Linked DNA regions of Homo sapiens: region 2 is linked to region 1. A link is a loop called in an ENCODE intact Hi-C map of the cell type or tissue named here. Cell type or tissue: dorsolateral prefrontal cortex. All regions are shown on one strand.

The links. Peaks named below come from ENCODE experiments on the same cell type or tissue, not always from the same donor. Only the 100,000 strongest peaks of a DNase experiment are listed, where the experiment ranks them.
Region 2: a loop joins it to region 1, with 9 times the contacts of the local background. A loop is called at or near these places in 68 of 110 quality-filtered maps.

What each region holds. Positions count from the first base shown.
Region 1 is chr9:17,801,251-17,803,750 of GRCh38, forward strand. No RefSeq gene overlaps it. Among named protein-coding and RNA genes, the nearest start is that of SH3GL2, 220 kb to the left of the region's middle. In dorsolateral prefrontal cortex, a CTCF peak has its summit at 1,199 (motif pointing left); no DNase peak of the experiment used is centred here; H3K27ac peaks cover 261 bases.
Region 2 is chr9:17,530,591-17,533,090 of GRCh38, forward strand. No RefSeq gene overlaps it. Among named protein-coding and RNA genes, the nearest start is that of SH3GL2, 47 kb to the right of the region's middle. In dorsolateral prefrontal cortex, a CTCF peak has its summit at 1,252 (motif pointing right); a DNase peak (open chromatin) is centred at 1,261; H3K4me3 peaks cover 775 bases.

The DNA of each region.
Region 1 (2,500 bases):
AACTGAAGTGTTCTTTGGGCTCACACACTGAATAAAACTTTGGTGGAGAATGATGGCTTAGGGAAATCCAGGCATTTTTTACAGACCCCAGAAGTCCCACTTGAGTTGTGCCCCGGTAGCCTCTTAAACATGCCCTTGAGGGTCAGCATCAGGTTTTTTAGCAAGCTTCCCAAGCAACTCTCCCATTCCTGCAAGTCTGGGGAGCTCTTGTGTGTATAAAAACTTTTTAAATAAGTAGCCAACTGCTCACTGACTTTCTTACCTACTGGTTTTGCTCTGAGACATTTGCATTTATTGATTGATCCAGTAACTTCAATGCATGTTTCCACTCAGAGTGATCTTGCAAATTCAGGACATCCTGTGTTTTTCCAACTTTGCTGACGACATTAAAGATGCGCTAGATTTGAGTCTGTGCTGACTTGGAATTCCCACTTCTTTCCTGGTCATTCGTTTACGCTTTGCTTTCCGCTTCCCCTCTTGCGAGGGAATCAGAGAGATATGTCTGCAGTTAGCCCCATGTTCCTCAGATGGGCTGCTCTTAGAGCTCTTGCTTTTCTTGTTTAGATCAGTGGGTCACACCCTGCAGTTCATACCAGAACCCTGAGGGATACGTGCTAAGATGCGGATTTCTGGGGCTGACACCGACGTTCTGATTCCATTTTCTAGAACAGGGCCAGGATCCACATGGGTGACAGGCATCCTGCCCCACCCCATGGTTCTTACAGAGGCAGCGTTCAAAGCCACACTCTGAAGAACCCGCCTTCAAATTTGGGAATTCTTTGATTTGTGAGTGCAGTGGAAGAAGACCATTTAAGAGATGGCTTGGCAACCAAGAAGGGGATATGAGGGACCAGCTTCCTCTCACATTGCAATACAAGTGCTTCCCATGAAAAGAGAAAGTTAACAGTATTGCAGAATGCACAGGTTAATCCCTGACATTAACAGTGACACACACTTCTCTCTTGGTTTTTCTTTTCTGGAATGAAAAAAGATCTGAATTTATTATGTATGAAATAGGGATGAAGAAGGAAGGTGGTTCGAGTCTGAGGAAACATAGACTTACTGACTTCACATACCCAATCATCAAAATTTTGGTGCCATCTAATTATGTATTGTCTTTTATGTTCTTTTTAAATTCTTGTTCTTTTATTTTTCCCAAAGTATTTTCGTGGGACCTAGATTGCCCTCTACTGGCCTGCCCCAAAATTAATCAGTTGCCAATCTGACCAATTTTCCTGGTGGTTATATAGTCATCATATACATAAGCTGCATTTAAGGTCTTTCTTTCTCACATAGCATGCTGCTTAAACTATTGCTCCTTTAATAAGTTAGTCATTTTTAGCAAGTATTGGTGTCAAAGTGATATCCAGTAAATAGTATGTGATCTTTGGGAAAAGAACCAAATTCTTGTTCTTCTAATAAAAAGCGTGCTTGTGGATCAGCTGGCATAGTTACCCAGTGACTGTCAGTTTTACTAGGGCTGCATGTTTGCCCTATAGGAATTACCCAAACTCCTTGAACTGCTTGATGATCTGCAGTCTCACCTCAGCTTTCTGAAACAGCTGAAAAGGTGTAGGTCACAGTATTTCACCTTGGACATCAGCCCTAGAAAAATGCCGTATCTAAAGACAATAGTAAAAGTTATACAGTATAAACAACAGTATTCTTATGAGTAATGCTTAGAGCAGCTTTATAAGGTACAATTTACCTACTATAACATTCACCCATTTGAAATGTACAGGTTAATGGTTTTCGGTAAGTGTATAGAAACATGCAAATAGCACCAAACTCCAGTTTTAGAACATCTCCATCACACCCAAGAGTTGTGCCCATTTGCAGTCGACCCTGCTTCTACCCCCATCTTCAGGCAGCCACTAATTTGTGAGTAATGTTTTAAATTACAAAAATTGAGATATTTTAGTTAAGTGGAAATCATTATAGTTTCATTGATAAATAGCACTGGCATCATTAGCCATCCGTCTTGAAAAATATCCCAACTAACGTGCTCACCTCCATGAAACCTCTCTCCACGTCCTTACCACTCTGATAAGGTAGCTCCAGCATCTGTACTTTGTTCACTTCAGGCTCTCACCATATCCAAGTTTTAAGGGGCTATCCCAGCAACACATTAGGACTAGCTCCAGGTGTTGAATATTGAGTCACAGGAGAGTTCTCCCATGCCAATAAATTATCCAATTCAGCCTTAAATTTCTCTCATCCATCCCCATTTCAACACTCTTGAGATTCACTCCCACGAGTCTGCCCCTAGTCTCTGCCAGTACTTATGAGCCTGCTCTTCCTACAGTGCATAGACTGTTTCCCCCAGAGCAGGCACTGTGTTTTTCTGCTCTGGATGTACTAAGCTATGTCGCTTTATCAGCCCAGAGGCAGCAGGGGCTGACCTTGGGAAGCAGGACCCTTAGGTGAAGACTTTGCAAGGTCTTCAAGCAAGGGGAGGCTGCTGGTCCTCTAGCAAAGTGGAGGAAGGATTTGCCTGTGT
Region 2 (2,500 bases), 270 kb before region 1:
CTCAGTCAGTTCTGAAATTAGGGTGAGGGTTGGGTCATTGGAAACCCCAATAGTAAGCCTGATTGAAAGCCTCACCAGCCCCACAGGACTGGGGTTCAGAAAAGCTTCAATTTAATTTAGAACAAATAGAGTGTTTACACATCTAATGATAACAAATTTGCACTCATTCATAAACACAGACACAGTTTTTTTTTATTTTGAGACGGAGTCTTGCGCTGTCTCCTGGGCAGGAGTGCAGTGGCGCCATCTCGGTTCACTGCAAGCTCCACCTCCCAGGTTCAAGTGATTCTCCTGCCTCAGCCTCCTAAGCAGCTGGGATTACAGGCACCCGCCACCACGCCGGGCCAATTTTTTTGTATTTTTAGTAGAGAGGGGGTTTCACTGTGTTGGCCAGGTTGGTCTCGAACTCCTGACATCGTGATCCACCTGCCTCAGCCTCCCAAAGTACTGGGATTACAGGTGTGAGCCACTGCACCCGGCCACAGATTTCTCTTATATTCATTATAGAGCCTTGAGGCCTTACAGGAGTAAAGAAAGATATTGGTTTGTTGAGTGTACTTGGTGACTCAGCTTAGCTGATGTGACATGTGCTGAAAAGTGAGGAAGATACTTCTAAACCTAACCTGGACCTTTGGGCAGCAACTGGTGACAAAAATTGACACAGGATTTACAGGAATCTAAGGAAATACCTAAATACCATTGAGATCTACCTGTTATTTTTTACTTGAAGTACGTGCTTTTGGTGAATAGAATACATTCTCTACCCCATCAGATCTCTCACCAGACATGTTAACTAGTGACCAACTGATGGACTGGTGGTTAATTGCCTCTGTCAACCCCCAGAGCAGAAAATGCTAAGAAATAGCCAAGAGCAATGTAGCCAGAGGAGGACAATTAAGCCTTTGTTTTAGAAATTTGCCTGAGTAGTTTTCACTGGGAATTAGGGGGACTTTCTTTTTTCCAATTAGTATCCATTTTGAAATATTCAACACAGGGCTGAATACTCAAAGCAACCCCTCGGATTACCCAATCCTTACTCTCAAGTTTGTTGTGTTCCAGGTGTTTCGCTGTTGCCTTAATTTTTAGGCTCACTATTCTGAATACCACATTTTCGACCCAGGAAGACAGTGAGAATTCACTGAACAGTGAGCAACGCAAGCAATTTTTACTAAAAGTGAAAGAGAAGTCAAGAAAGCACCACCAGGGTGCTGTTCTTTTCAAATAAAATACACGTGTCAATAACAGCAGTGGACACCGGGGGGCAGTAACACACAACATAGGCAGCCTTTTTTTTTTCTTTAAATTTTATAATTAAATTGCATAAATTAAATAATGGTTTTCCAAGTTTCCACTTTGAAAAAAGAATTTCCCCAACAGTGTCTGCTGGTCAGGAGATACCACGCAGAGATACATGACTCAAAAGGTTGTCTTCTGGATCTTAATCAGAAGATCTGATTCTGTTTGTGAATCCAGTAATATTGCCGTTTTACATCTTTGACTTGAAATTAGGACAGACTATCTTTTTAAATTGGCTTTTACTATTTTCTCTCATCTCATGGCAGAATGACCAAAAGCTATATATAGTTTTTTTTTCTTGTTTTGTTTCTTTATTTGAGATGGAGTCTCACTCACGTCGCCCAGGCTGGAGTGCAATGGCGGGATATCGGCTCACTGCAATCTCCGCCTCCCGGGCTCAAGTGATTCTCCTGCTCAGCCTCCTAAGTAGCTGGGATTACAGGCACACACCACCACACCCAGCTAATTTTTGTATTTTTAGTAGAGACGAGGTTTCACCATGTGATCCAGGCTGGTGTCACATATAATTTCCTATATTCACGTTTGTAAGTCAGCCCTTCCTAGTTTGAGAGGACAGACTAGGCCCTGGGGTTGTGTGCAGTCTTTCCCTGGCCATGGTGATGGGCTGGAGTGCAGGGGCCGGGGGATGGAGCTTCTGCTTAACAATGGTTTTAGGGCCGCGGTCATCTTGAGGCAGGTGTGGCAAAGGCACCCTGGAGAGGAGAGGTGAAGAGACCTGGAGGCGCCAGGGGTTTGAGAACAGATGGAGAGCAGGTGACCCTGGAGCTCACCTTCCTCGGGGCAGGGACAAGAGGAAGGCCACATGTGCCCCTGTGCAGAGCCAGCTCCCGTGGGACACACAAAGGCATCCACACCCTAGGAGTTTCAGCTTTTCTCAAGTACCACCTCCAGCCTCATCACTCTGCCAGCTGCTCCTGCTTAACTTGTCAGACTCTAGGGACCTATGGCAAGAAGATCACTGGACCAACCAGGAAAGGAAAATACTAAGGCTTCAAACTTTTGGAAAGCTACTGGCCATACTTTTATGGAGCACAGAAGAAAAACAAATCCTCAAGTATCTGATGCTGTTTAGAAATAAGTATAAACTGCAGTTCATCCTTAAAAATAGCTAAATAATAACAGCTGACTGTATATAGTGCTGAAGGGGGTTGGCCACGGTTCTAAAGTCATTTAATTCTTATAA